Regions from separate parts of the Homo sapiens genome. Here region 1 is linked to region 2. Evidence: chromatin loops called from intact Hi-C (ENCODE). Cell type or tissue: HepG2. All regions are shown on one strand. Each heading gives the region's core, and the rest is flanking DNA. Links, peaks and the distances in the headings are about the cores only. Region 1 has its middle 9.0 kb from the start of TRG-GCC1-5. Region 2 has its middle 50 kb from the start of LINC01549.

What was found. A loop is a pair of places that touch in the nucleus more often than their neighbours do. Peaks named below come from ENCODE experiments on the same cell type or tissue, not always from the same donor. Only the 100,000 strongest peaks of a DNase experiment are listed, where the experiment ranks them.
Region 1: a loop joins it to region 2, with 4 times the contacts of the local background. A loop is called at or near these places in 3 of 110 quality-filtered maps.

What each region holds. Positions count from the first base shown.
Region 1 is chr21:17,455,664-17,472,145 of GRCh38, forward strand. No RefSeq gene overlaps it. Among named protein-coding and RNA genes, the nearest start is that of TRG-GCC1-5, 9.0 kb to the left of the region's middle. In HepG2, for the core only: no CTCF peak of the experiment used is centred there; DNase peaks (open chromatin) are centred at 6,138, 6,998, 7,968 and 10,698.
Region 2 is chr21:17,380,344-17,396,825 of GRCh38, forward strand. No RefSeq gene overlaps it. Among named protein-coding and RNA genes, the nearest start is that of LINC01549, 50 kb to the right of the region's middle. In HepG2, for the core only: a CTCF peak has its summit at 6,890 (motif pointing right); a DNase peak (open chromatin) is centred at 6,898.

The DNA of each region.
Region 1 (16,482 bases), core at 3,338-11,337, 75 kb after region 2:
AGCACAGGAGGCTGTTTGCTTTCTAACTACTCGTTTCACCCCTGGACTCTGGTGTACTCTCCAGCATGCCACACTTCAGGAAGGATATTGGCAAAGTGGAGTATTCTAGCTAAGAAAAGAAGCTAGGATGGTAAGCGCTATTGAAACAAGGTTCAGCCAGCAAAATGTCTGAAAGCGTTAGAGAAGCTTAACTTAGAGAAAACTTATATATAAATATTTAAATGTTGGTAGTATTGTCTTGTGACGATGCCTTGAATAGAAACCTGTAAATATCAACCTGGTCTCTACTAAAACTACAAAAATTAGCCAGGCGTGGTGGTGCAAGCCGGTGGTCCCAGCTATTCAGGAGGCTGAGGCAGGAGAATCGCTTGAACCTGGGAGGCGGAGGCTGCAGTGAGCCGAGATCGCGCCATTGCACTCCAGCCTGGACAACAGAGCGAGACTCTGTCTCAAAAAAAAGAAAAAAGAAAGAGAGAAGGGGTGGGGAGAGAGAGGAATAAAGAAAACTGTAAATATCTAATAGAATACTAAGACTAATTGGTAAAAATCATTACAGAAAAGCAGATTTTGGGCCGGACGCAGTCGCTCACGCCTGTAATCCCAACACTTTGGGAGGCCGAGGCTGGCGGATCACCTGAGGTTGGGAGTTCGAGACCACCCTGACCAACATGGAGAAACCCCGTCTCTACTAAAAACACAAAATTAGTCGGGTATGGTGGCACATGCCTGTAATCCCAGCTACTCGGGAGGCTGAGGCAGGAGAATCGCTTGAACCCAGGAGGCGGAGGTTGCGGTGAGCCGGAGATCGCGCCATTGCACTCCAGCCTGGGCAACAAGAACGAAACTCCGTCTCAAAAAAAAAAAGAAAAGCGGATTTTGATTCAATATGAAAGAAACTCCTCTTTATAATTCATTTTGATTCATAATTTATGTGCAAGATCTTACTTGGTTTCGCAGGTAATGGAATAATGAGCGAACAAAAGTCCCAAACTCAAAAAAGACATTAACCTAGGGTAGCTGGAATGGAGAGTGCACGAGGCGAGGAGCAATGAGAGTTGGAGAAGCAAATGGGACTAGATCATGGAGGGCCTGGAAAGGTAGGATTGTTTTAAACAAGTAACTGGAAGTGATAAATCATTTTAAAATATTTTTAACTCACATTTTAATTACAAAGCTAATTATTATAAAAGTAAAATAAGTTTATTAAAATTTTAAATATATCAAAATATATTATGTAAAAGTGAAAGTTCACCCTAACCCCAATTTACAGAGGTACCTGTGAGTCGTTTAGCCCGTGTCTTTTTTTTTTTGAGACAGAGTTTCGCCCTTGCCCAGGCTGGAGTGCAGTGGTGCCATCTCGGCTCACTGCAGCCTCCGCCTCCTGGGTTCAAGCAATTCTCCTGCTTCAGCCTCCTGAGTAGCCGGGATTACAGGCGCCCACCACCATGCCTGGCTAATTTTTTTTAGTTGAGACGGGGTTCCGCATGTTGGTCAGGCTGGTCTCAAACTCCTGGCCTTTCAGGTAATCCACCCGCCTTGGCCTCCCAAAGTGCTGGGATTACAGGCGTGAGTCACTGTGCCTGGTTTTTTGTTTTTTGGTTTTTTTTTTTTTGAGATGGAGTCTCACTCTGTCACCCAGGCTGGAGTGCAGTGGCACAATCTCGGCTCACAGCAACCTCAGCCTCCGGGGTTCAAGTAGCTGGGATTACAGGCACGTGCCACCATGCCAGGATAATTTTTGTATTTTTAGTAGAGACAGGGTTTCGCCATGTTGGCCGGGGTGGTCTCGAACTCCTGACCTCAAGTGATTCACCAGCCTCCACCTCCCAAAGTGCTGGGATTACAGGTGTGAGCCACCACACCCGGCCCCTGGCCTGTGCCTTTACTTGACCTTTTTGTTGCTATGTGTTCCACATCTATAAAATGAGGATCATAATAGTACCTACCCAATAGAGGCAACATGAGAATTAAATTAATTACCGCCAACTCCATAAAGGCAGGGATTTTGTTTGATTTAGGGGTTTTCAACCTCTGTACTACTGATATTTTAGGCTGAATAATTTCCGGTAGTGGAAAGAGGGGCTGGTGTCCTGCACACTGTGGGTTGTGTAGCAGCATCTCTGGCTTCTACCCACTTCTACCTGCAACAAAAACTATTTATAGACATGGCCAAATGTCCTCTGGGGGGCAAAATCACCCAGGTTGAAAACCACTGGTCTAATTTACTGCTGAGAGCCTGTCACCCAGCACAGCATGCAATAAATATTTGTCGAATTGAATGAATGAAGTGAATGCATATAGGAAGCCCTCAGTAAGTGTTACCTATTTTTATTATACTATTTTCCAACTATATAAATTTCTACATAAGTGGGATCCAATTATGTGTACTTCAAGGCAAATTGCATTTTTTCTCTAACAATCTACCTTGGTCATACTTTTACATCACCACCACCATTTTATACAGTTGTATCTCGATTGCTTTCTATGGCGTGAAAGTAGTTTTATAATTCATTTATTCAATTCATTATTGATGTGCATATAGGCTAATTTCAATTTGTTGTTATAAATAATGCTACAAAGAACATTTTTCATTATGAATTTTTATTTACTGTCACATCCGGGGCTATGCAATGTATCATGCCCTAATTTGGAAAGGGATTTTGTATTAGGCAGGTTTCTCCAGAGAAACAGAATCAATAGGATGTATATACACACAAGGAAACTTGTTTATAAAGAAATTGTCTTACACAATTATGGGGGTTGGCAAGTCCAAAATCTGCAGGGTAGACCAGCTGGCTGAAGACCCAGGAAAGAGTTGATGCTGCAGTCCAAGTCCGAAGGTCATCTGCTACAGATTCCCTTTCGCGGCAGGTAGCTCAGTCTTTCATTCTATTCAAGCCATCAACTGATTGGATGAGACTTACCCACATTAGGAAGAGTAATCTGGGCCAGGCGTGATGGCTCACACCTGTAATTCCAGCACTTTGGGAGGCCAAGGCACGTGGATCCCTTGAGCTCAGGAGTTTGAGACCAGCCTGGGCAACGTGGCAAAATCCCAATTCTACAAAAAATACAAAAATTAGCTGGGCATGGAGGCGCATGCCTTGTGGTCCCAGCTATTCACAAGGCTGAGGTGGGAGGATCGTTTGATCCCAGGAGGTCGAGGCTGCAGTGAGCTGAGATTGTGCCACTGCCCTCCAGTCTGGGCGACAGAGCGAGACTCCATCTCAAAAAATATATAAGTAAATTAAATAAAATAAAATACAAACACAGAATTAGCCAGTTGTAGTGGCACGCTCCTGTAATCCCATGTACTCAGGAGGCTGAGGGAAGAGAATTGCTTGAACTCAGGAGGTGGGGGTTGCAGTGAGACGAGATCTGCCACTGCACTCCAGCTTGGGCGACAAAGCAAGAATCTGTCTCAGAGGGTGGAGGTGGGGGGTGGGGAAAGAACTACCTGGGACTGCATACTTTATAAAGAAAATAGGTTTAATTGACTTACAGTTCTGCATGGCTGCGGAGATCTCAGGAAACTTTCAATCATGGTAGAAGGTGAAGGAGAAGCAAGCACCTTCCTCATGAGGTGGCAGGAGAGACAGAGGATGAGAAATGCTACACTTTTAAACGATCAGATCTCATGAGAACTCACTATCACAAGAACAGCATGGGGGAAACCACCCCCATGATCCAATCACCTCCCACCAGGTCCCACCCTCAACATGTGGGGATTACAGTTAGAGATGAGATTTGAGTGGGGACACAAAGCCAAACCATATCATCCTGTCTTAAAAATGAAAAAAGTAATGGTAACCTGTCTTATTCAAAGTCCACCAACTTGAATGTCAATTTCATCCAAAAACACGCTCTCAGAAACATCCAGAATAATGTTTGATCATATATCTGGGTACTACGACCCAGCCAAGTTAAAGAAAATAAAATTAGCCCAGTGCAGTAGCTCACGCCTGTAATCCCAGCATTTTGGGAGGCTGAGGCGGGTAGATTGCTTGAGCCCAGGAGTTCAAGACCAGCTTGGACAACATGGAGAAACTCCGTTTCTACAAAGAGATAAAAAATTAGCAGGGCATGGTGGCGCACACCTGTAGTCCCTGCTATTAAGGAGGCTGAGATGGAAGGATTGCTTGAGCCTGGGAGATTGAGGCTACAGGGTGCTGTGATTGTGCTACTGCACTCCAGCCTGGATGATTGAGTGAGAGCCTGTCTCAAAAAAAAAAAAAAAAATCCATTCCAAATCAGGAGTGCTGGTAAAAAAAAAAAAGAAAAAAGAAAATTTATCACACATAAAATTAATCATCACAGATTCCTTGCCAACACATCAGCAGAACTGTCTGACCACCCAAAAAGAGAACTGTTGATGTGAATTGTATGCTAACCAGGGGCCTGGACTGGACAACCTCTCTATGCACGTGGGGTTCTGAGTCTGGAAAGAGATGCCATCTGAGAATGGTGACATATGTCTTTCTCTTTCTTCCTAACCGTGGCTACAGACTAGTCTATTTTTGTGGTTTATCTGCCTACTGTTTAGAATTATTCTGTTTTCTTGGGGCTGTCAGGCACTCAACTGACACTTCTTGATGCTATTGCTGTGTCTGCCTTGAGCAGCTAATGATGGATGTGAAAACCCTTTTATAATTGTTCATTCCAAAGGAAATGTGCAGCCACATGCTCCTGTGGTCTCCTGTGGGCTAAATAAACCCTGATAACCAAGCTTATTATCATTATGTCTAAAATTAAAGTAAACAAATAATGAGTGAGGGCTTGAGTGGTTTATTGTGGTTGAAAAGTACTGACTGACTTAACGCATGAATCTTATAACACCTATTTATATGGGTAAAGATTTGGAGGGTTATTCTAGTTTCCCATCTGGGTTCCAGATATGTGAGATTGCTGGGTGGGAGAATGTTATAGATTGTAGGTTTGTTGTCTTAAGGCAGGTAGCTGTCATTTCTGCCTAAATTATCTGTAAGGCAAGAAACCAAATATATAAATTAATACCATAAATAAGCAAACAAATAATTCTCTAATCTCAATCAATACTTCCCTACTTGTGAACTGAAGAATTAATACAGTCTCTTTGTTTGCTGCTTGGCATGAGTTTCCTTTACCTTTAAAATTAGGTTTGTGTTCATGAAACAAGGTTAGAAATTTAGGGAAGGGAAGAAATCTACTATTTAAAAATATATGACTATTTATTTTTAGCTACCACTTTTTAGCACCTAGGTATTAAAATACATAATAATTAGGAGCTAAGTGTATCCCATAATCTGTCATCATTCGCTCACTTCAAGAGGCCCATCATTAACCTTTCCATTAATTCTACGTCTTTTAGATCTTCCTAAATCAACACCTACTCTAAATGATTCCTCAAATTAAACCCTAGTTTTGCATCTGCACTTTCTCCGTTCTAGCCTGAAAAGCCTACAATCTTTTCTGTCTAGTCCCCATTTCTGCCTCACTCCAGAATCTGGCTTGAAGCCCTGGACTTTCTCGAACTCGATTGCTGGCAAGCAAGTCCTCCATCAAACAGATCCCTCACATGTCTGTGCATTAAAAATAGCTAATATGACTCACTGGCACTTCTTACTTACTCAAACTAAAGGACAGCATCTGTGCTTCAGGGATAGGAGAGTGAAGAGAGCAGAATGTGAAGAGGGAAACTACCAACATTCAAAAATCATTTTCTGGACTTGACATTGATGTTAGCTTTGTCCCTGGTATTTCTATCAGGAAACATATCTGCAAGTGATTGTATGTAGAATTATTCTTTCTTAGCTGATCTATCTGGGGAGGCACATTTTCAAGGATGTCTGCTATGGTGAATATAGCATTGCCATGCTTATTCATGGGTCCCACTGTTTAGACTAATATTATAATAAAGGTCCTAGTTTCAAAAATGCCTTTTGTCAAACTTTTGTCTGCCTTTGTGTCCAAAGATGAACCTTTTAATTCATTCATTCCTTCAATCAAGAAATCATTATTGGCTGGCGTGGTGACTCATGCTTGTAATCCCAGCACTTTGGGAGGCCAAGGGGGAAGATTGCTCAAGCGTAGGAGTTTGAGACCAGCCTGGGCAACACAGGGAGACTCTGTCTCTACAAATTGAAAAAAAAAAAAAAAAAAAAAAAAAACTTATGCTGAGGTAGGAGGATCACTTGGGCCCGGAATGTCAAGGCTACAGTAAGCCATGATCGTGTCACTGTACTCCAGCCTAGGTGACAGAGCAAGATCCTATCTCAAAAATAAAAAAAAGAAAGTATTATTGAATGCCTTCTAGGGCTGCCATGTTCTCCAACTTGTAAGGGCACCATTCTCAGTATAGTCTCTGGAGTTGAGCTCTAGCGGGGGCATTCCCTTCCGGGGTATATTGACTGAGGGACATACAATGGTATGTATGACATAGTCACCTATCTATAGCCCTCCAGGGGGGATTAAGAAACATTTTTCCATTTTCAAGTAGATTACTGTATGTTTATTTGTTTGTTTGTTTGTTTGTGTGTTTCTTTGTTTTGAGATGGAGTCTCGCTCTGTCACCCAGGCTAGAGTGCAGTGGCATGATCTCGGTTCACTGCAACCTCCGCCTTCCAGGTTCAATCAATTATCCTGCCTCAGCCTCCCAAGTAGCTGTGACTGCAGGCACACGCCACCATGTCCAGCTAATTTTTTTTGTATTTTTACTAGAGAGGGTTTCACCATGTTGGCCAGGCTGGTCTTGAACTCCTGACTCGAGTGATCTGCTAGCCTCAGCCTCCCAAAGTGCTGGAATTACAAACATGAGCCACCGCGCCCAGCCAGATTACTGCTCATTTGTTACTCATTCATACCTACTGGTTATTCATTAAAAATAGCCCAGGTTTATGTTTTTATTGGCCTTGTCTAGTGGCTTCCTCCATGTCCGGAGACTCTCTCTGTCCCTGATATGAAAGCACACTTAGTAATCAAACATAAGCACGGTACAGGCAGAGATTCGAAACCAACTATGAACCAGGAAATACAAATAATGACTTTCATATAAGGTTTCTGTCTTGTAAATGTTGATAATGCTTATCAGCTAAAGGAATAAAGTCCAGCCCTGCACCCAACACAGCTGACAACATGATCTTTGTAATCCACAAAATGTCAAGTATAATTACCCTGACCGTTCCTTCACTTAAAAAAAAAAAATCAAACTGGCCGGGCGCGGTGGCTCACGCCTGTAGTCCCAGCACTTTGGGACGTGGAGGCGGGTGGATCACGAGGTCAGAAGATCAAGACCATCCTGGCTAACACAGTGAAACCCCGTCTCTACTAAAAGTACAAAAAATTAGCCGGGCGTGGTGGCGGGTGCCTGTAGTCCCAGCTACTCAGGAGACTGAGGCAGGAGAATGGCGTGAACCCAGGAGATGGAGCTTGCAGTGAGCTGAGAACACGCCACTGCATTCCAGCCTGGGTGACAAAGCGAGACTCTGTCTCAAAAAAAAAAAAAAAAAAAAATCAAACTATGACAAGAGAAAATTTGTGTTTCTTTAACAGAACCCAGCCAGGAAGGTCATAAAATCTAGTCATGACAGGTTCTCCTCTCAGTAGAAAAACTTTTTTTCCTAATAGTAACTGACCTTTCTCATAATTTTTTTCACCCCGTCAAACATTTCGAAGACTTAACGCAACTACTTTTGTTAGTTGGATGGAAAACACCTTGTGATTCAGGTAGAAATAATTCTTCAAGCAGAGGAATTTATATAACTGTGCCTTTTACTATCCATTAAGCAGTTTTTTTATGTTGGCCTACTTGTAATGTGTATCAATGTCAGTTTAAAAGAGGAAACAACATTCAGCCTTTTCACTGGTTTATAATAAGAAATCACTATTTCAAATGACCTTCCCTGAATACCACTCTCTACTGAGTGCTGGAAGGAGCGTGGACAAAGATGAGTAAGACACTGCCCACGCTCTCTGTATGCATGCAATCTGGTGCCTGCGATGACATCTACTCAAAGAACTCAGTCAACTGGCAAGCTAACAAGGTCTATAGCCATGGGTGAAACAGACTGCCTTGAGAATATGGGAAGATTAATTCCAACTGGGGGATTTGCTAGGGTGTGTAGTGACCACGTGGGGATGTCAGAGGAATGGGAAAACAAGAAGATTAAGGGATGAAAAGAGACTTGAAACATTTAAGAATGGAAGTCTGGTTGAGGAATTCAGACTTAACCATGTAAGTCCTGGGACTGGAAATAACAATGCTCAGACGTGTGTTTCCTTAGCAAGATTTTATGTGTTCTTCATTTCATACAATGAACAACATAAAATATATTATTTAAGGTCTACAAAAATCTCCAACCCTACCTTCTGTTGCTGATCCTCTTGGCCATTTTGTTCCTGCAAAAGAGCACTCCTTTCCCACCAAATGCACTTTCTCTCTGACCCCCCGGCATGTCTTGAGTTCGGTCACCTCTGTTTCCCTCCAGCTCTGCTACCAGCCTGAAATCTTTGTCCAGTCTTCTCTAGCTATTCAATTTATACACTCAGCATGCTTTTTTTGTTTTTGTTTTGTTTTTTTTTTTTTGAGACAGAGTCTTGCTCTGTCACCCAGGCTGGAGTGCAGTGGCAAAATCTTGGCTCATTGCAAACTCCACCTCCGGGGCTCAAGCGATTCTCGTGCCTCAGCCTCCCAAGTAGCTGGGATTATAGGCGCCCACCACCATACCCAGCTAATTTTTGTATTTTTAGTAGAGACGGGGATTTCACCATGTTGGCAAGGCTGGTCTCAAACTCCTGACCTCAGGTGATCCGCCCACCTCAGCCTCCCAAAGTGCTGGGATTACAGGCATGAGCCACCGTGCCTGGCCTCACTCAGCATGTTAATTGAAATTACACATATATATGTAATTAATATATAATAATATAAACATATATATTTTTAGAACTGAGGGCCTAGTATGTATTAAGCAGTGTGAGAGATAGAAAAGTATAACAGATCAGCTCACTGCTAATCAGGGAGTTTACCGTCTATCTAAATTCTATCCATCCTTTGAGAGAGCTTTTCCAGACCAGAAGCCCAGCCTGTGAAATTTGAGGGTAAAATATTCCAGAGTGAGGAACAGTCTGTGCTAAGCCCTCGAATGCAAGGAACGCAGTGGAATGCAAGGATGCACGGGGAGCATCCCAGAGCCCCTCTTCAGAATGAGATTTGGCTAAGGGCTTTGTTGCAAGTGCTCCAATCCTATGTCCTTCACTCCTCGATAAACTTTCTACCTGCAAGTTCTCATCTCAGACTCCCTGAGAAACTGGACATAAAATAGTAAAATATATAGTGATGATTTTATAACATCAGCAACAGGCCGGGCGTGGTGGCTTATGCCTTTAATCCCAGCACTTTGGGAGGCCAAAGTGGGTGGATCACGAGGTCAGGAGCTCAAGACCAGCCTGACCAACATGGTGAAACTTCGTCTCTACTAAAAATACAAAAATTAGCCAGGCGTGGTGGCGCACACTGTAATCCCAGCTACTCAGGAGGCTGAGGCAGGAGAGTCGCGTTGAACCTGGGAGGCGGAGGTTGCAGTGAGCTGAGATCGCGCCACTGCCTTCCAGCCTGTGCAACAGAGCGAGACTCCGTCTGAAAAAAAAAAAAAATCAGCAACAAAAAAAGTAACGATAATCTAAAACAGTAGGATATATAGCAATAAAAGAGGCCGGGCGTGGTGGCTCACACCTGTAATCCCAGCATTTTGGGAGGCCGAGGCAGGCGGATTACGAGGTCAAGTGATCAAGATCATTCTGGCCAACATGGTGAAACCTTGTCTCTACTAAAAATACAAAATAAGCTGAGCATGGTGGCACACGACCGTAGTCCCAGCTACTCAGGAGGCTGAGGCAGGAGAATCACTTGAATCCGGAAGGTGGAGGTTGCAGTGAGCCAAGATTGCACCAGTGCACTCCAGCCTGGCAACAGAGTGAGACACCATCTCAAAAACAAACAAACAACAATAAAAGAGAGATGAAATTTTGCCTAGAGAAAAACCTTGAACTCCATGATATGGAATTTATTTATTTATTTATTTGTTTTATTTTATTTTATTTTTTGAGACAGAGTCTCACTCTGTTTCCTGGGCTGGAGTGCAGTGGCGTGATCTTGGCTCACTGCAACCTCCACATCCCAGGCCCAAGTGATTCTCATGCCTCAGCCTCCCGTGTAGCTGGGATTACAGGCATGCGCCACCACATTTAGCTAATTTTTGTATTTTAGTAGAGACGGGGTTTCACTATGTTGGCCAGGCTGGTCTCAAACTCCTGACCTCAGGTGATCCACCCGCCTCGGCCTCCCAAAGTGCTGAGATTACAGGCATGAGCCACTGTGCCTAGCCTGGAATTTATTCTTTATCCTATGAAACAGTTGTTTCCAAAGTGAAGTGGCTAAAAGGATGGTAAGGGGTATAGGAAGAAATTATTTATTAATTATTCATAGTTTTATTAATGTCTTTTTTCTGTTTTGTAATATAGATAACATATTGGTAAAAATAACACATCTAAATAATTTGAATATATATGTGTGTATAATAATGTGTGTATATATATATACACACATATACATACACACATATACTTTGGTATGTGCTCTAATTTTTTCTTCTTTTTGTTGTTGAGGCAGGGCCTCACTCTGTTATCCAGGCTGGAGTGCGGTGACTCACTAAAGCTGAGGCTTTAGTGGTAGGACTAAACCAGGAAGTTGAGACTTCCTGGGCTCAGGCAGTCCTACCATGTCAGCATCCCAAGTAGCTGGGACCACAGGCACAGGCTACCATGCCTGGCTAATTTTTAAAATGTTTGTAGAGACAGGGTCTCACTGTGTTGCCCAGGCTAGACTCAAACTCCTAGGCTCAAGCAATCTTCCTGTCTTGGCCTCTTGAAGTGCTGACATCATACCGGTGGGAGCCGCCGCACCTCTAATTTTCTTTCTTTTTTTTTTTAACCAATAGATGTATGCAATTAAAATTTAAGACCATACTGTAAACAATGGGAGAGTCATTGAGGTCTTATTTGCAGAGGAGGATATACTCAGCATATAAATTATAATAATGGATAATGGTTCTCAACTTTCTTCCTTTCTTTTTTTTTTTGTTTTTTGTTTGTTTGTTTGTTTTGAGATGGAGTCTTGCTCTCTGTCACCCAGGCTGGAGTGCAGTGGCACAATCTCGGCTCACTGCAACCTCTGCCTCCCAAGTTCAAGCGATTCTCCTGCCTCAGCCTCCCGAGTAGCTGGGATTACAGGCGCCCACCACTACATCCGGCTAATTTTTGTATTTTTAGTAGAGACGGGGTTTTACCATCTTGGCCAGGCTGGCCTCGAACTCCTGATCTTATGATCCACCTGTCTCGGCCTCCCAAAGTGCTGGGATTACAGGCATGAGCCACTGCACCCGGATGGTTCTCAACTTTCAACCCAGGAGAATTCCCTGGGAATTATTAGAAATTACTGATGACCAGACCACACCCCAAATTAATTACATCAACTCTCTGGGGTAGGAACGAACATCAATATTTTTCTTTTCTCTTGGTGATTCTAACGTGCCAGGGTTAAGAACCACTGAATTAGAGTTATAATCAAGTTTGATATGAATTGGCCAATGAAATAGTATAATTTAATATTAAATGTTAATTAATTAAAACTATTAAATGTTCTCAAAAGTTACAGAAGAATAAAAACTAAATATTTAAGAAGTTCTTTTACCTTAAGTATTGAAAATAAATGGTTTTTCTCTTCACGGGTTGTTTTTATTTCCTTATAAAGCCTAGCTGTCATGTGATCCTCCTGACTCTGCGGAAGTAAGTCAGAGAAATAAAGACTAACTCACTCATTAAGAGACCTTTTACATAAAACACTTTCTTATCTGTTAGAATTTGAGCTTTCTCAGACTCTCAGCTTGTTTTCCCAAGTTTACACAATAATAAAATACACACAGTGACCTTCTTACTCTTCTTTTGCCAGCGGATTATTTAATACTGATTAGCTTTGAAATGCAAATAGCCCTATCAAATAGCAAGCTACTTGCCTTCAACCGGACTAAGGCTGCATTAGAGTGAAAGTCAAAACTGTTTTATGCAAAGAAAAAAAATAGTCTGTCAAAGGCCCCTAGGTCTTCAATTTTTTCAGGATTATATTCAGGATATGAAATTCTTTGTACTGACTAACGGATTACCTTTTCTTCTAAATTCTTTTGTTTCCAAACTCCCAATCCTATGTTGACTTACAATTAACCCTTTGCTGACCATTAGTTGAACTTTCAAACCAAACATAACGCTTTCAGCATTTGTATTTATATCACAACATGACAAATACTAGTAAGAGAGGGAATTTTTACAGAAAAAGCTTATCTAGCCTCTTACATGAGGACCACTATTTGTTTTTCTTAAACAGAGAGTAACAACTTCAGGGCTGCAAAATACCTTTGAGATTACCTAATTCACCCTCTTCATTTTACAGATATGCACCCAAGGTCTGGTACGCTTTTACTAGGTCAGTGTTTGGGCTGAAGAAAACAGGGTTGGGTTGCTGAATAGTAAATTCCTGGTGGAATGGAAACTGAGCTGACATTGGCAGATGGGTATTAAACCCGCTGGAGTCCTCCGCCTGAAATTCAAGGCTTGAAAGAGTCAGAGGCTGACAAGATACCAAGGCTGAGACTGATTTACTCTTTCTTTTTCTTTTTCTTTACTTTCTTTTTTTTTTTTTTTTTTGAGACAGGGTCTCACTATGCCCCCCCAGGCAATGATCATAGCTCACTGCAGCCTCAAACTCCTAGGCTCAAGCTATCCTCCCACCTCAGCCGCCCCAGTAGCTGGGGCTACAGGTGCACACCACCATGCCAATTTTTTTGTTTTGTTTTGTATTAGACAGGGTTTCTTTCTGTCACCCAGGCTGGAGTGTAGTGGCTCCATCACAGTTCGCTGCAGCCTTGCCCTCCCGGGCTCAAGTGATCCTCCCACCTCAGCCTCCCAAGTAGCTGAGACTACAGATGTATGCCACCATGCCCAGCTAATTTTTGTATTTTTTGTAGAGATTGTGTTTCACCATGTTGCCCAGGATGGTCTCAAACTCCTGGGCTCAAATGATCCTCCCACCTTGGCCTGCCAAAGTGTGGAGATTACAGATGTGAGCCACCATGGCTGGCCTGCCTGGCTAATTTTTAAATTTTCTGTAGAAACAGGGTCTTGCTATGTTGCCCAGGCCAGTAATGAACTCTTGGCCTCAGGCCATGGGGATTACAGGTGTGAGCCCCTGCACTTGTCCAGGACTGATTTCTCAAAAGCAGCAGAAGTTGGTGGGGTTGCAGCCAGGTGGCCCAGCCCCTGACAGCACCTACCAAGGGACTGGGGACTGCCCAGCACTGGCTGGTCCCAGGTGATCCGGTCAAACTGGGCATTCCTCTGTAATATCCTTCTGAAGAAGCTGAATTAATATCTCAGTGGGATAGTTTAGAAATGACACAGACCTGGGGCAGAAATACAAAGCTTGCTACCAGCTATGGAAGCATCATCCTGTTTGCTTTGTCTTTTTTTTTTTTTTTTTTTTTTGAGACGGAGCTGGCTCTGCTCTCAGGCTGGAGTGCAGTGGCGCGATCTCGGCTCACTGCAAGCTCCGCCTCCCGGGTTCACGCCATTCTCCTGCCTCAGCCTCCCGAGTAGCTGGGACTACAGGTGCCCACCACCACGCCCGGCTAATTTTTTGTATTTTTAGTAGAGACGGGGTTTCATCGTGTTAGCTAGGATGGTCTCGATCTCCTGACCTCGTGATCTGACCGCCTCGCCTCCCAAAGTGCTGGGATTACAGGCGTGCAGCCGCGCCACGCTGCTTTGTCTTTAAAATTATCTGCCATTAGAAAATCAAACAGTTGCCAGGGGCTGGGAGAAGGGAGGCACGAGGAGTTATTGTTTAATGGGTGTGGAATTTCAGTTTGAGAGGATAAAATAAGTTCTGAGGATAGATGGTGGTGATGGTTGCATAACAATGTAAATATACTTAATGCCACTTGCCACTGAACTGTAGATTTTAAAATGGTTAAAATGGTATATGGTAGATTTTATGTGTGTGTGTGTGTGTGTGTGTGTTTCTTTTTAGAGGTAGAGTTGCATTCTGTCACCCAGGCTAGAGTACAGTGGTTCAATCATAGCTCACTGCAGCCTCAACTTCCTGGGCTCAAGTGATCCTCCTATCGCAGCCTCCCAAGTAGCTGGGACTAAGGAGTGTACCATCACACCTGGCTGGGTTTCTTTGTTTTAGTGTTTGTTTGTAGAAATAGGGTCTCACTATGCTGCCCTACCTAAATTTTGTTATGTATATATTACCACAACAAAAATATATCTGCTATTAGTTCTTTTCTTTTTCTTTCTTTCTTTTTCTTTTTCTTCTTTCTTTTTTTTTTCTTTTTTTAGATAGGGTCTTGCTCTGTTGTCCAGGCTGGGGTACAGTGGCATGATCATAGCTCACTGCAGCCTCTAACTCCTGGGCTCAAGCGACCCTCCTGCCTCAGCCTCCTGAGTAGCTGAGAATACAGGCACGTGCCACCACGTCCAGGTACTTTTTTTGATTTTTAGTAGAGATGGCATTTCACTTTGTTGCCCAGGCTGACCTCAAACTCCTGAGCTCAAGTGATCCTACTGCCTTGGCCTCCCAAAATGCTGGGATTACAGGCGTAAGCCACCACGCTCGACCTGCTGTTAGTTCTTAAATCACCATCTCTGTGTTGTTTTTTTTTTTTTTTTTTTTGTCTTTTTTTTCTTTGAGTTCAAGAGTTTTGCTCTTGTTGCCCAGGCTGGAGTGCAATGGCATGATCTCAGCTTACTACAACCTCCGCCTCTCGGGTCCAAGTCACTCTCCTGCCTCAGCCCCCCGAGTAGCTGGGATTACAGGCATGAGCCACCACACCTGGCTAATTTTGTATTTTTAGTAGAGGCGGGGTTTCTCCATGTTGGTCGGGTCTCAAACTCCGACCTCAGGTGATCCGCTCACCTCGGCCTCCCAAAGTGCTGGGATTGCAGGCATCAGCCACCTCGCCCGGCCCATCTCGTCTTTTAAATAAGTATCTCAGGCTCAGCACGGTGGCTCACAGCTGTAATCCCAGCACCTTTGGAGGCCGAGGCGGGCGGATCACCTGAGGTTAGGAGTTCGAGACCAGCCTGGTCAACATGGTGAAACCCTGTTTCTACTAAAAATACAAAAATTAGCCAGGCTTGGTGGCGGGTGCCTATAATTCCAGCTACTCAGGAGGCTGAGGCAGGAAAATCGCTTGAATCCGGGAGGCAGCGGTTGCAGTGAGCTGAGATCGTGCCACTGCACTCCATCCTGGGCGACAGAGCAAGGAACCATCAAAAAAAAAAAAAAACCCTCATATTCTCATGTAGTTTTTTAAATACCAAAATATTCAAGAAGTCTAGGTTTTGAGAAAATCATTGCCAGACTGAAAATTACCTGATAGTAAAATCTCTGAGTAAATTTAGATTTTAAAAATTTTGTCAGAAGCAATTGGTACTCAAAGAACACAAAGATTTGTAAATTTCAGGGAAGCTAAAGTTTTCTAACAGCCTCAAAAATTTTATTTCCCAACACTACTTTCCCCAAAGAGAAAAGTTTTGTTGTTGTTGTTGTTGTTGTTGTTTTTGAGACAGAGTCTCGTTCTGTCACCCAGGCTGGAGTGCAGTGGCACAATATTGGCTCACTGCAACCTCTGCCCCACCCCAGGTTCAAGCGATTCTCCTGCCTCAGCCTCCTGAGTAGTTGGGATTACAGGCATGTGCCACCACACCTGTCTAATTTTTGTACTTTCAGTAGAGACGGGGTTTCTCCATGTTGGCCAGGCTGGTCTCGAGCTCCTGACCTCAAGTGATCCGCCCACCTTGGCCTCCCAAAGTGCTGGGACTACAGGTGTGAGCCACCACGCCCAGCCAAGAAAAGATCTTAATACATAAGTAAAATATAGAACAGTCTCCTTGTAAGTGTTTCCAACACATAAAAGAAAGGGGAGGATCTTTTTGGAATTGTTGCGGTTTGTCATTTAATCGTCACTTTAAAGTGAAGAAGATTGAGTATTAGAGAAGTTAGTTTGTCCAAGGTTTGGAAGAACAGGGTTTTGGATTAGAACCTAAACCAATCAAACTCCAAATCCTCACTGTTAACAATTTTCTGTTGGCATGCAAATGTATTTCTTCCATCAGGCTATGTAATAATTATAAATAATGGGGCTGGTATAGACGTAAGGTACTGACACTGAATAATTCCCCAAAGAACCTTGAAGTAAACTGCTTTTACATAGTGGGAAAGAGTCCTCATAAAGCACTCAGCCCTGGAACATTCTTTCAAAAGCAAGACATAAAAAAAAATCAAAAGTAAAAATTCTCTATCACCGAAAAGGAAAAGACATTTTGTTGAGTGCAAAAGAAGAATCCTGCCAAGCAGAGAGAGTGAACTGTAGCAAATAGACACAGATATATCTG
Region 2 (16,482 bases), core at 3,535-11,534:
AAGGGATGTGAAGGACCTCTTCAAGGAGAACTACAAACCACTGCTCAAGGAAATAAAAGAGGATACAAACAAATGGAAGAACATTCCATGCTCATGGGTAGGAAGAATCAATATCGTGAAAATGGCCATACTGCCCAAGGTAATTTACAGATTCAATGCCATCCCCCTCAAGCTACCAATGACTGTCTTCACAGAATTGGAAAAAACTACTTTAAAGTTCATATGGAACCAAAAAAGAGCCTGCATCGCCAAGTCAATCCTAAGCCAAAAGAACAAAGCTGGAGGCATCACACTACCTGACTTCAAACTATACTACAAGGCTACAGTAACCAAAACAGCATGGTACTGGTACCAAAACAGAGATATAGATCAATGGAACAGAACAGAGCCCTCAGAAATAACGCCGCATACCTACAACTATCTGATCCTTGACAAACCTGAGAAAAACAAGCAATGGGGAAAGGATTCCCTATTTAATAAATGGTGCTGGGAAAACTGCCTAGCCATATGTAGAAAGCTGAAACTGGATCCCTTCCTTACACCTTATACAAAAATCAATTCAAGGTGGATTAAAGATTTAAACGTTAGACCTAAAACCATAAAAACCCTAGAAGAAAACCTAGGCATTACCATTCAGGACATAGGCGTGGGCAAGGACTTCATGTCCAAAACACCAAAAGCAATGGCAACAAAAGCCAAAATTGACAAATGGGATCTAATTAAACTAAAGAGCTTCTGCACAGCAAAAGAAACTACCATCAGAGTGAACAGGCAACCTACAAAATGGGAGAAAATTTTCACAACCTACTCATCTGACAAAGGGCTAATATCCAGAATCTACAATGAACTCAAACAAATTTACAAGAAAAAAACAAACAACCCCATCAAAAAGTGGGCGAAGGACATGAACAGACAATTCTCAAAAGAAGACATTTATGCATCCAAAAAACACATGAAAAAATGCTCGTCATCACTGGCCATCAGAGAAATGCAAATCAAAACCACTATGAGATATCATCTCACACCAGTTAGAATGGCAATCATTAAAAAGTCAGGAAACAACAGGTGCTGGAGAGGATGTGGAGAAATAGGAACACTTTTACACTGTTGGTGGGACTGTAAACTAGTTCAACCATTGTGGAAGTCAGTGTGGCGATTCCTCAGGGATCTAGAACTAGAAATACCATTTGACCCAGCCATCCCATTACTGGGTATATACCTAAATGACTATAAATCATGCTGCTATAAAGACACATGCACACGTATGTTTATTGCGGCATTATTCACAATAGCAAAGACTTGGAACCAACCCAAATGTCCAACAATGATAGACTGGATTAAGAAAATATGGCACATATACACCATGGAATACTATGCAGCCATAAAAAATGATGAGTTCATGTCCTTTGTAGGGACATGGATGAAATTGGAAACCATCATTCTCAGTAAACTATCGCAAGAACAAAAAACCAAACACCGCATATTCTCACTCATAGGTGGGAATTGAACAATGAGATCACATGGACACAGGAAGGGGAATATCACACTCTGGGGACTGTGGTGGGGAGGGGGGAGGGGGAGGGAAAGAAAAAATAAATAAATAAATAAATAAATAAATAAATAAATAAAAACTAGGTATTGATGGAACATATCTCAAAATAATAAGAGCTATCTATGACAAACCCACATCCAATATTATACTGAATGGGCAAAAACTGGAAACATTCCCTTTGAAAACTGGCATAAGATAAGGATGCCCTCTCTCGCCACTCCTACTCAACATAGTGTTAGAAGTTCTGGCCAGGGCAATCAGGCAAGAGAAAGAAATAAAGGGTATTCAATTAGGAAAAGAGGAAGTTAAATTGTCCCTGTTTGCAGATGACATGATTGTATATTTACAAAATCCCATAGTCTCAGCCCAAAATCTCCTTAAGCTGATGAGGAACTTCAGCAACGTCTCAGGACACAAAATCAGCGTGCAAAAATCACAAGCATTCCTATATACCAATAACAGACAAACAGCCAAATAATGAGTCAACTCCCATTCACAATTGCTTCAAAGAGAATAAAATACCTAGGAATCCAACTTTCAAGGGGTGTAAAGGACTCTTCAAGGAGAACTACAAACCACTGCTCAATGAAATAAAAGAAGACACAAACAAAAGGAAGAACATTCCATGCTTATGGATAGGAAGAATCAATATCATGAAAATGGCCATACTGCCCAAGGTAATTTATAGATTCAATGCCATCCCCCTCAAGCTACCAATGACTGTCTTCACAGAATTGGAAAAAACTACTTTAAAGTTCATATGGAACCAAAAAAGAGCCCACATTGCCAAGACAATCCTAAGCAAAAAGAACAAAGCTGGAGGCATCACGCTACCTGAGTTCAAACTATACTACAAGGCTACAGTAACCAAAACAGCATGGCACTGGTACCAAAACAGAAATACAGACCAATGGAACAGAACAGAGGCCTCAGAAATAACACCACACATCTAAAACCATCTGATCTTTGACAAACCTGACAAAAACAAGAAATGGGGAAAGTATTCCCTATTTAATAAATGGTAATGGGAAAACTGGCTAGCCATATGTAGAAAGCTGAAACTGGATCCCTTCCTTACACTTTATACAAAAATTAATTCAAGATGGATTAAAAACGTAAATGTTAGACCTCAAGCCATTAAAAACCCTAGAAGAAAACTTAGGCAATACCATTCAGGACATAGGCATGGGCAAAGACTTCATGACTAAGATGCCAAAAGCAATGGCAACAAAAGCCAAAACAGACAAATGGGATCTAATTAAAGTAAAGAGCTTCTGCATGGCAAAAGAAGCTGTCATCAGAGTGAACAGGCAACCTACAGAATGGGAGAAAATTTTTGCAATCCACCCATCTGACAAAGGGCTAATATCCAGAATCTACAAAGAATTTAAACAAATTTACAAGGAAAAAACAAACAACCCCATCGAAAAGTGGGCAAAGGATATGAACAGACACTTCTCAAAAGAAGACATTTATGCAGCCAACAGACACATGAAAAAATGCTCATCACCACTGGTCATCAGAGAAATGCAAATGAAAACCACAATGAGATACCATCTCATGCCAGTTAGAATGGCGATCATTAAAAAGTCAGGAAACAACAGATGCTGGAGAGGATGTCGAGAAGTAGGAAAGTTTTTACACTGTTGGTGGGAGTGTAAATTAGTTCAACCACTGTGGAAGACAGTATGGTGACTCCTCAGGGATCTAGAACTAGAAACACCATTTGACCAGCCATCCCATTACTGGGTGTATACCCAAAGGATTATAAATCATGCTGCTATAAAGACACATGCACACATATGTTTATTGTGGCACTATTCACAATAGCGAAGACTTGAAACCAACCCAAATGCCCATCAATGATAGACTGGATTAAGAAAATGTGGCACATATACACCATGGAATACTATGCAGCCATAAAAAAGGATGAGTTCACGTCCTTTTCAGGGACATGGATGAAGCCGGAAACCATCATTCTGAGCAAACTATCACAAGGACAGAAAACCAAACACCACATGTTCTCACTCATAGATGGGACTTGAACAATGAGAATGCTTGGACACAGGGTGGTGAATATTACCCACTGGGGCCTGTCGTGGGTGGGGGACTGGGGGAGGGATAGCATTATGAGAAATAGCTAATGTAAATGATGAGTTAATGGGTGTAGCAAACCAGCATGGCACATGTATACCTATGTAACAAACCTGCATGTTGTGCACATGTACCCTAGAACTTAAAGTATAATTTAAAAAAAAAGAAAGAAAGAAACCATCTTGAAAATCTCCAATTTGTTTTCAATGTTTTCTCAGAAATTACGTTGCTTTTTTTTTTTTGAGGTGGAGTCTTGCTCTCGTAGCCCCGGCTGGAGCACAGTGGCACTATCTCGGCTCACTGCAACCTCTGCCTCCTGGGTTCCAGCAATTCTCCTGCCTCTGCCTCCCGAGTAGCTGAGATTACAGGCATGCACCACCACACCTGGCTAATTTTTGTACTGTTACTAGAGACAGGGTTTCACCATGTTGACCAGGCTGGTCTCAAACTCCTGACCTCAGATGATCCACCCGACTTGGCCTCCCAAAGTGCTGGGATTACAGGCGTGAGCCACCACACCCAGCCAATGACATTGATCTTAAACCATTTCTTTCTTCTGACCAAAACCAGAATTTGCCAGTTACGGCACTAATGCGTTTTCACCATCCATCATTACACTCCTTCCAGGTGATATTCTTGCCTCAATCATGTGATTCTGATAGGGTTTCCCATCACCCTCTCTCACTCCTATCACTATTTTAATGCCAGTGAGGCCCTGGCCCAGCCAATTATAAAATCCCTTTCCCTAGCCACAGTGGTCTTCTATGGACACTCTCAGACTCTAAGTCACCCAGGGATCTTTTAATTTTGAGATTATGATTCAGTAGATGTAGGTATACCTGAGAGTCTGCATTTTTAACAAGCTCACAGATGATGTCTATGTGGCTGATCTGTAGAGATCAAGATGTAGGTATCTCCCAGGGTGTAGGGTTGCACATTTTTTTTTTCTGTGTTTGTGGGGAGGTCTCCTGGATTGGCAAGAGATTTTTTTTTTTAATTTTTTTATTCCATAGGTTTTTGGGTAGCAGGTGGTATTTGGTTACATGAGTAAGTTCTTTAGTGGTGATTTGTGAGATTTTAATGCACTCATCACCCAAGCAGTATACACTAAACCCAATTTGTAGTCTTTTATCCCTCACTCCCTTCCCACTCTTTCCCCCGAGTCCCCGAAGTCCATTGTGTCATTCTTATACCTTCACATCCTCACAGCTTAACTCCCACTTATGAGTGAGAATATGTGATGTTTGGTTTTCCATTCCTGAGTTACTTCACTTAGAATAATAGTCTCCAATTCCATCCAGGTTGCTGTGAATGCCATTAATTCATTCCTTCTTGCGGCCGAGTAGTATTCCATGGTATATATATTCCACAGTTTCTTTACCCACTCATTGATTGGTGGGCATTTGGGTTAGTTCCACATTTTTGCAATTGCAAATTGTGCTGTTATAAATGTGTGTGTGCAAGTATCCTTTTCATAGAATGACTTCTTTTCCTCTGGGTAGATATAGGGTTGCACTTTAACCATACCAGTCCGGGTAGTCGACACAGAGGAAGCCAAGGGATGGGAAGAGAAGGCATAATTCTGTTGTGCCTGGTACCAGTCCTGCCCCACTCCAGTTACACGGCCCAATAAGTCTGCTTTTTGTTTAAATAAGACTGAGTTGAATTTCCTCATTTACAACCAAAAGAATTCATAGGATATAGATTTTCTTTTGATATAAGCTAAGTGTCCAAGCTGTTCTGGGCATAGCTATTCCTCATCTGTTACATTTGCAAACTACCTTCAAGAATGATGGCTTGTGACTCATGATTATAAGAAATAACTAGGAACAGATGTAATTCCTAAATTACTTCTTACATGTTGGAAAATTCATTTTTCTATTACATTAGTTATTATCTAAGTAAAGCTAATACATTGTCTTTTAGGGTTACTTGCTGATCAATTGAGTGAAAAAAATTGTATTAATTAGAAATTTTTATTCCCACTCTTCTGGCTTCCTGTAAGTAGATACCTATTGACTTCTCTGTAAGTGAATATACTTCTGGAACTAGGAAAACCCAACTCCAGTCTACTGTGGAGTACAGACATTTGTGAGCTAAATTCATATTTGAAATGACATGCGGATAGGTTTATGATCCTAAAATTCTACCAAGTTTATATGTTTCTACATACTACACTTATCTGTAAAAGTGTAAACCAATTGTTTTTAACTCACGTTAAAGATAAGTTGAGATCATTTTGCATTTTCAAACATTAGGGTCTCTATTAACTGCATTGTCAGTTAAAAAGGTCCTCCTCTATTCATTACTAATCAGCCTTGGAGAATAGATGGCTGGCAATTTCAAAGACAAGGTGAAGTGAACACTTGGAGAAATCTTCTTAGTGAAAAATGATTCATTGTTTTGAGAGGCAATAATGTCACAGTCCTCTGAGACAAAAAGAGAATCCTTACTACAAGAACAAATAGTAATTAGCAAATTTGCAAAGCATGGTCGTTATCCTTTTGTTACAGCAATTTATTTTTAGTCCAAGCGACAGTTTATTAGAGCGTTCATTTTAGGAAGCTAGGATAAATTAAGACAGCAAAGCAACTTTACCAGTTCAGCTCTACAGCCCAACCTTGATATGCTTCTTCCTCCTGGAGGCCTTACCTGTTCCCTTGGGATCAAGTAAGAGGCTTTGTGAAGGTTCCCACAGCATCCTAATCCCCAACCCCCATCATTATTCTCTGAACCACACCACACTGGTTCACTTTTCTGAAAGCCTCCTTGCCTCTCTTCAACCCCTCCTCACAGTGCAGTGTTTTGCACTGTTTGTGTTTTAAATATTTGTTTATGAGATGGACAAGAAAGTTGGAAGATGCTGCATTACAGTCAATGTAATTCACTAAATAAGGGCCACCTTATGTTTTTAAGTTGCTTGCATGGCGCTGATGCAATCTGCTTTGAGAAAATGTTATGCTTCATTGAGCTTTTTTTAATGTAATATGGAAAGGTTTTGTTTCTCCTATATGAAAAAAAAAACTACCCAATGCTGCTGAATTTGGCATTAAAAGTCATTGGTGGCGTTCTTTCATTCAAAAAAACTTCAAAAACAAAGCCATAGCGAAGGGTTTAATAGTATTGATAAAGTAAAGAACAAGTACCTTTTAAACACTGTCTCAAGGTAAAGGAAGGCACTTTGTGTTAGTTTTTTTCTGCTATTAAATTATATCAACAGCTACCACTAGAGGGCGCTTGGCCTCTTTTTATTTTTAGTAAACCAACTGCTGCTTTGAAATGGCACCTACTGCCTTCACATATTACTGTATCCATAAGCTGGTATTTCCATTCTTCACTGTATGTGCGAGTTACTTTATTCTTAAATGTTATATTACTCCTCACATATTTCATCTCTATAAGCCAATGATTTCGTTCATGTTTATTGAATACTAGAAAATTATAACTTTCCTCGATGGTGGTTAATTTGAAATGTATTCTTCTCCCCACTGACATACTAAGAAAAAAAAAGTTTCAATGTCAAAACGTAATAAGTTTCTACATTCAAAAAATAGATGAGAATTATTGTATATTCCTAAAAAATTAAGAGAAAAAACATTTAGCAACTATCTTTAACTTAATTACTGATGAGGTACCCAAATTTTGTCAGTGTATGGCACAGTTAGTGTCTCAGTAACTTTTTTCGCATGCTCCAAAAAAAAAAAAGTTCTGTTTATTACATAGTTAGGTTTATGCAACTTAAGAAGTATTTACATTCTAACAACTTACTCGCTGTTTGAAAAAATTACACACATAAACAAATGGGAAAAAAAATTTTTTTTTTTGAGACAGGGTCTCACTGTGTCACCCAGGCTGGACCTAGGCTCCAGTGACCCAAGCTCACTGCAGCCTCGACCTACTGGGCTCAAGTGACCCTCCCACTTCAGCCTCCCAAGTAGCTGGGACTACAGGTGCACACCACCACTCCCTGCTAATTTTTTTTTTTTTTAATTGTAGAGACAATGTCTCATTATGTTGCCCAAGTTGGTCTCAAACTCCTGGGCTCAAGCCGTCCTCCCATCTTGGCCTCCTAAAGTGATGGGATTACAGGCATGAGCCACTGTTCCTGGCCTATTTCATTATCTCACACTGACTATATTAGTTACCCATTGCTTCATAACAAATTACCCCCAACATTTAGTGGCTTAAACAACAAGTCGTTATTATCTCATAGTTTCTGTGGGTCAGGGATGCCAGAGGAGCTTATCTGGATGGCTGTCGCTCAGGATCCCTAATGAGGTTGCCTTCATGATGGTGGCCGGGGATGCAGTCACCAGAAAGGTTACCTGAGGCTGGAGGACCCACTTCTAAGATGGTTCATTCCCATGGCTATTGGCCAGTGGCATCAGCTCCCTGCTGGCTTTTTGCAAAAGAGCTCATTTCCTCTCCACATGGCACACCCACAGGGCTGCTTGAGCATCTTCACATGCTCAAGCCGTGAAGCAGCTGGCTTCCCCAAAACTGAGTGATCAACAGGAAAAAGCAAAGAGGAAGATGAAACGCCTTGTATGATCTAGACTTCTGAGTCTCACACTTGCCCTTCTGCCACATTCTAGTTTTCAAAAGCTAGTTACTAAGTCCAGCCCATATTCAAAGGGAAAGGAATTAGGATTCATCCATTAAAGGGAAGATTGTTAAAGAATTTTGGATACATTTTAACACCATCACAGTTACCAGTGAGGTACATGCACCTATTGGGCACTAGACACCCAACCTTTAGAACCAAATTCACCACCACCACCCTTATTTCCCGTTCCATGTTAATTGTCATATAGTATCTATTTTTTATCACAGCAACTTCTGAAAACCCAGCTTCCAAAGATATGTCTTTTAGAAAAGCATTACAGCACAATCTAAGGTTTAAATTATAAGGTATTTTGAGCCAGTAGTTCATGCAGCAGCCAACAAATGTTTCTGTGTTTTTCTTGAGAATTTTCAATATGTCGTGTGGCCCCTGTGAGGTCACTGCAACTTCTTGGGGTGCCTCAGTGCACAATTTGGGAATCATAAGCTTAATTATCTTTTTCTCAGAGATAAAAATGTAGAGTATGTTTAAAGAAGTCTTTCTAAATACATCAATAATTTCTCTATTATTCATACTCTGGGGATATTATAAAGGAGGCTATTTCTATTCATAGTATGGAAACAAAATGAAAATTTTATTACTTTATAAGTATTTATTTAATATAAAAATATTCTAAGGGCTGGACCTCTTTCCTTTGCCCATTTTAATTGAACAATGGATGGACTATGAAGAAAAAGTAATCCAAGAATAAAAAAATACAAATCAAAGGTTCAGTTTGAAAAAAAATTATCATCCAAGAAATAATCATTTCCTTTTTATATTAAAAAATGTTCTCTTTATTCTCATTTCCCAATATAATAATATTTTAGTGTTAGCCTGGAGTCTGTGCCAAATGATTACACAGTATGTCTACTTCCTGACCCATAGGGAGTTAATCTTCGATAAAAAACAAGCTCAGGTAATGAAAGATCTTCCTGTTAATTGCAAGTGATAGGAAACACACACACACATTTCTCTTACTCCTTCCTGAAACCCCACTAAAATAACAAAAATGATGTGAAAGGGCATAATTCCACAAAAATGAGGAGAACAGAAAAGGTGATTATAGAAGATGATTACTGTACACCAAAAAAAGATGATTATTGTACACAAAATGAAAAGCTTATAACCTTTGGTAAATGGCTTTGGACTCATATATCTCTGCTCTGCTGAGTACCTGAAAAAGAAAAAAACAACTAGAAGAAAGTTGATTCATGAACTCAGAAAACTTCTATCAATAGAGGAACCAGGGGCCTCTGAAGGTGTTAAGTTTGCAAGTAGGGCTGAAAACAGAAGAATTTGTTAAAAGTCTGAAAAAGGAGGTAACAGACTCTTCAGTCTCCTCCCACCGTCCATGCAGGCAGGTGACTACATGTCACAAAAGATGGTAGGTTTCTTATTAATAACATAGACGTTCATTGGATAACATAGATGTTCAATCAGTCTATTTTCAGAAGAGTGAGATTTCTAGTTCCCTTCTGGTAGTAGGCCCTCAGAACAATGACTGTTAGACTTATACTCCATCATAGGAGATAATGAAAATGTCCTTTAGGGAAACTGTCTAGCCCTATGAATACCGACAGCCAAGAATCCCCCAAGACAGCCAGCTCCTGCCTGAGCTCTCTACAGTAAAACCTGACACACTTGATAAGCTTCACAGGAACATGGGACTTCTTTTTTTTTTTTTTTTTTTTTTTTTTTTGATGGAGTCTCACTCTGTCTCCCAGGCTGGTGTGCAGTGGCGCAATCTCAGCTCACTGCAAGCTCCGCCTCCCGGGTTCACGCCATTCTCCTGCCTCAGCCTCCCCAGTAGCTGAGACTACAGGTGCCCGCCACCAAGCCCAGCTAATTTTTTGTATTTTTAGTAGAGACAGGGTTTCACCATGTTAGCCAGGATGGTCTCGATCTCCTGACCTCGTGATCCGCCCACCTCGGCCTCCCAAAGTGCTGGGATTACAGGAGTGAGCCACCGCGCCCTGCCTGAATATGGAACTTCTAATCAGGATTTACTGCCACTCTTTATAAAAAATAATTTATTTTAAAATAACTTACATAAAAACTTTCAGATCAGAACAAAGAATTCTTGTATCCCTTTCATTCAGATTGTCCAAACATTAACATTTTTCTGAATATGCATGGACACCAACCCCGTCTCTCTGTGTATATGTAGGGAGAGGAAGTGATCCATTATCATTAGTCATACTCTGAACTTTTTAAGAGAAAGCTTCAGACACGATGTCCCATTATCCCTAAATAATCCAGTGTGTATTTCCCCAAAACAAGAAAACTCTCCCATTCAAATTTTGCCAACTGTCCAAAACTCTCTCTTTTTCCTTTCTGGTTCAGGATTGTTCCAAGGAATATATGTTGCATGTAGTTCTTATGTCTCATCATATTCATTCAGCTTAAAACAATAATTCTGCCTTTGATGTCCTTAACCATTTTTAAAGAGTAAAAGCGGCCTGGTGCAGTGGCTCATGCCTGTAATCCCAGAACTTTGGGAGGCTAAGGCGGGCGGATCACGAGCTCAAGTGATCGAGACCATCCTGGCCAACACGGTGAAACCCCATCTCTACTAAAAATACAAAAAAACTAGCTGGGTGTGGTGGGGCGTGCCTGTAGTCCCAGCTACTCAGGAGGCTGAGGCATGAGAATCCCTTGAGCCGATGAGGCAGAGGTTGCAGTGAGCCGAGATCGTGCCACTGCACTCCAACCTGGTGACAGAGCGAGACTCCATCTCAAAAAAATAAAATTGAATTAAAATAAAGAGTAAAAGCTTCATATTCCATGTAATGACCATCACAGTGTTTCTCGGGAGCAGACACAGGACAGGTATCCTTCACAGGAATATTACGGAAACTATGCTATGCTTTTCCCACTGTATCTCATCAGGATGTACAAACTTAGCAAAGAAAACACACACACACACACACACACACACACACACACACACACACACAAAATATTAAGCCTGAGAAGTATAAGTACAAGGAAAGTACAAGAAAGGAAATGAAGCCAGAGTTTACTACGATAAAGAACTGGGAATGGTCTGAGACTTCATCTTATTTGCAAGCCAACAAGTTAGCCTGCCATAGTTTCATGGATGCTGGGGAAAGACCTGAGACTCCCAGGTCAGAGGCAAAGGATTTTATTACTCACAAAACAGTAAGCAATATGAGCTTTATGGTCACTCTGGTTCCCCTTGCCCTCCAGTTCCCATGGTGGTGACAAAGAGTATCCAAGGCAGATGCTGCATATGCAGTGGGTTTGTATCACAGCTAAAAAACCCTGAGCTTGGGGAACCTCAGTCTTTTATAATGGGTTGAAAGCAAACCTACATGACTTTTGGCCCCGTGGAAGACATTATCTTTACCATACTGGATAGCAAACACACCTGTCATCTGCTCTGGAGGGAGATGCTGTCTCTATAGTCCAAGGCTATTCACTATATTTATATCCTGGAAATCGCAGTCTGGAACAAAACCTGTCACTACCTGTGCCCTTAAAATGTGCAGAAATATAAATGACCCATGAAGAATTGTTGTCCAACCACTGCGTGACTCATCTCTGAAAATAATTACACATAAAACAATAAGGTAAACTCTAGATGTTGACTTACCCAAAAAATTGTGACTAAATATATTGGCAAAGGGGAGAAATGGGAGGAGTATGTTGGGGAAGGTAGACAGGCATAAAACATAATAAATTTTATATTCTATACTAGGAAATAAATAGATGACATCTAAAACAGAAAATCAAAAAATAGAAGTAAAAGTGTATTACTTTTAAAATGTAGGAAAATAAATAAAAGTGTTAAGTGTGGTATTGCCTCTTAGGTATAGTTTTGTTTTCATGAAATGGGAAAGGTGGAACAAGCAAGCCCTTTTTTTCAGCATAAGCTATTTGACCTTTTTAACTATACACAAGATTATCTTCATAAAAATTAAAATACAAAGCCAGGCATGGTGGTGCACACCTGTAGTCCCAGCTACTTGGCAGGCTGAGGCAGGAGGATCACTTGATCCCAGGAGTTCAAGACCAACCTAGACAACATAGAAGGCCCCTTCTCTAAAGTAAAATAAAATAAGCCTGGGCATGGTGGCTCACACCTGTAATCCCAGCACTTTGGGAGGCCAAGGCAGAAGGATTGCTTGAGCCCAGGAGTTCAAGACCAGCCTGGGCAACACAGTGAGACCCTGTCTCTACAAAAAAAAATTTTTAAAGGCCAGGCATGGTGACTCACGCCTGTAATCCCACCACTTTGGGAGGTCAAGGCCGGCAGATCACTTCAGGTCAAGAGTTCGAGACCAGCCTGGCCAACATGGTGAAACCCCGTCTCTACTAAAAATACAAAAATTAGCCAGGTGTGGTCGTGCACACCTATAATCCCAGCTACTCAGAAGACTGGGGCAGGAGAATCACTTGAACCAGGAGGCAGAGGTTGCAGTGAGCTGAGATCACTCCACTTGCACTCCAGCCTGGGTGACAGAGCAAGATCCTGTCTCAAGATCCTTTTAAGGCTCCATCTCAAAAAAAAAAAAAAAAAAAAAATTAGCCAGGCATGGTAGCACCCTTCTGTAATCCCAGCTACTCAGGGGGCTGAAATGGGAGGAACGCTTGATCCCAGGAGGTAGAGACTGCAGTGAGCCATGATCGCACCACTGCACTCCAACCTGGATGACAGGGCAAGATGCTGTCTCGAAAAAATAAAATAAAAGATAAAATAAAAAATGTAATTTAATTTAGAGAGAGAGGGAAATAGAAAGAGCTCCTGGAGCACAATAGTTTTATTATAATCATTAGATTATGGCTTGAGGAAATCTGCCCCAAACATCTCTAAAGAACTAATAAGGATATAGGCACCTCAGTGTTTGAAAAGGTAGCTTTTAAAGGCATAAAGCCAGTTGCCTTATCTTAAGGAACAGACATTCACTGTCAGACTATAGGACAACACCCTCAGCCCTGGTAGGTATGATTGGATTTCCACTCTAGCATTCACTGGGCACAATAGCTACGCGCTCTTCTCAAAGGATGTTGGAAGACACAAAATGACCTCATTGCTGGTATGGTGTCCGCAATAATATCTCCCAGCTGCTCTAGGCTGTATTCACAACAAAGGAAGCTTGACTTTGTGCAGCCCTCCAGGCTGTTAACTCTCAGGAGCCCATTCATCTACACAGACATATGGATAGGAACAACGTGGGGGTGGAGGTGGAAAAAAACAGTGAAAAAGAAAAAAATGCTAACATATTTCAATTTCATAAAGAGTCAAGTGTTATGTCACTTAACGTTTTCTTCCAATCTTTTTTGATACTAAAAAATAAAAGCAAAAAATTATGGAAGTGTATAAAGTAGAAATCAAAAGCACCCCATCCTACTTAATCATTCCCTAATTCCACTCCGCAGAAGTAACGGTTTTCAACCGTTCAAAATCTTTCCTTCCAGATATTTTTAGAATGCAAATATTTGCGCTTATATACATGTGAGCATACTGACTTGTTTTACCTAGATTATATCATACTATACATGCAAATTTGCCTTGTGTTTACTTTGCTTAAATGATTGCAAGATTGTTCTACCAGTACATAAAATCTGCCTTCCTCATTCTTTCTAAGAGCTGCAGTTTCTATTAATGATTACTTCTTTTTTTTTTTTTTTTTTTTTTTTTTTTAGAGAGAGCATCTTGCTCTGTCGCCCAAGTTGGAGTGCAGTGGCATGATCTCTGCTCACTGCAACCTCCACCTCCTGGGTTCCAGTTCAAGCAATTCTCCTGCTTCAGCCTCTCAAGTAGCTGGCATTAGAGGTCCGTGCCACCATGCCTGGCTAATTTTTGTATTTTTAGTAGAGACAGGGTTTCACCATGTTGGCCAGACTGGTCTCGAACTCCTGACCTCAGGTGATCTGCTTGCCTCGGCCTCCCAAGGGAGTGAGGCGTGAGCCACTGAGCCCAGCCTTATTTCCAGTTTTATCCTGTTATAAGCAATACCCATTCTTTTCCTATTTCTGTGCTGTTATTTGAGTATTTGTGAAGGATAAACTCTTCCAAGTCGAATCTGTGTCAGTGGGTATACAGAGTTTTCACATGGCTGCACCATACAGTCTTTGCAACCATACTGTAAAGCTAATAGTCTTGCTTTCATTTTAATATTAAGGAAAGTGAGAACCACAACATCCGGTATTTTCACCCAAAGTCTGGCAGAAATTAAGTGCAAAGATTAAAACTACATTCCTTTCAAATCCAAGTTCAAGAGTGGCTTAGACAGACAACGTCAAGAGCAGCAGTGGGCAGAATGGAGGCTTCTGGAGCAGGCATGTAGACACCCCTAAATGCTTAGGATGAGTAAACCAGAACTCCTTACTGACCAGACTGTGTAGCTCCAGCCTTTTACCATTCCCAAGATGAGGACGGTCCAGGACAGCTTTACAGAGATAACAAAGAAGTAGGATTGGCAACCCAACAAGTCAAAGTAGCCGTAACCGTAGCCACTCCCATGACCAAGCAGAAGCAGCTTCCAGAAGGAAGCAGATAGATTTGTTGTTGTGACAGTCTGGGACAGCCACACTTTGGGTGGAACAAATGAGGGCCACTGAGTCACAGAGGAACTTGGAGGCTAAGGCAGAGTGAACTGTGAATTCGAAAGACTTTCCCTGTGTTATCAAACACTAATGAGAAACTGATCACATAGTGGTTAGTGTTACATAAAATTAACCTATAAACCTCCACATTCATGGGTGCAAAGCTTTAGTTACATCTCAAAGAAGAGTTTTGATTTTAAAATGTATGTATTCAATGTTCTTCTTTCATAAGCCAAAAATATTCTTTATTTTCATAATAGTAATGTGTCGTTTGTTGACTACCTATAACTTCCAGACACTGTTAGAGGCTTTCTTTCTTTCTTTCTTTCTTTCTTTTTTTTTGGAGACAGAGTCTTGGCTCTGTTACCCAGGCTGGAATGCAGTGAGTAGCTGGGAATACAGGTACATACCACCATGCCCGGCTAATTTTTTTTTATTTTTAGAAGAGACGTGGTTTTGCCATGTTGGCCAGGCTGGTTTTGATCTCCTGACCTCAAGTGATCCGCACGCCTTGGCCTCCCAAAGTGCTGGTATTATAGGCGTGAGCCACCACGCCCAGTCCTAGAGGCTTTCAAAAATATAGGCCAGGCTCATGCCTGTAATCCCCACACTTTGGGAGGACGAGGTGGGTGGATTACTTAAGGCCAGGAGTTCAAGACCAGCCTGGCCAACATGGCAAAACCCTGTCTCTACTATACCAAAAAATTAGCTGAGCGTGGTGGTGTGTGCCTGTAGTCTCAGCTACTTGGAAGGCTGAGGCATGAGAACCACTTGAACCCAGGAGACAGAGGTTGCAGTGAGCCAAGATCATGCCACTGCACTTCAGCCTGGGTGACAGAATGACTCTATCTGAAAAATAAAAATAAAAAAAAAATTACAATATGCCTTCCTTTAATCCTTGTGAATTTGAAGTTGTTTTCTTTTAATATAAAGCAAAATTGATCTATAACTATACAGCCAAGAATTAGCAAATATCTGCAGAAAACCTCTAATAAAATGCAAAGACCACAATAAACAAACAGAAAGGAAAACTTAGGAAAAATAGAAACTATGCCAGGAGAAGAAAACAAAAAAAAAATTATATATAAAATGAAAATAAGAATCTATACTTTTAAAAAGAACATTCAGAAAATAAGTAAAATGAAAACATAAATTAAAAAGTCATTTATGTGGATGTGGAGAGAGGGGGAGTATGTTAGTATTTAGGAAATTTACCACAGATTTGAGCTAAAATAAGAGAGAAATTATGGAAATTTAAAAACCATACAAAGAGACCAAAGGTTTTAGCAAATAGAGAGTAAGTCACTGAAGAAATAAGTTTGTTAATTACCCAGAACTCTCAGATAAGTTTCCAGGTTGAAAAAGTTAATTACACATACAACATAATAGACAAAAATAGAACCATGTACGTCGTGAAATTTCAGGAAAATGGCACAAAAAAAGATCCTAAGAGTTTCCAGAAAGAAAAAAGAAAAAAAAAAAGGTTAAATACAAAGAATGCCTTCAGACTTCTCACCAAGAAGACTAGAAAGTAAAAGGCAATAGAACAATGCCTTAGAAATTCTGAAGGGACATTTTTCCCCAAACTCAAATACTGTATCCAGATAAACCCTCCATTGACTGTGATGATAGAGAGTCAAGAAAATAGCTTTCAGAC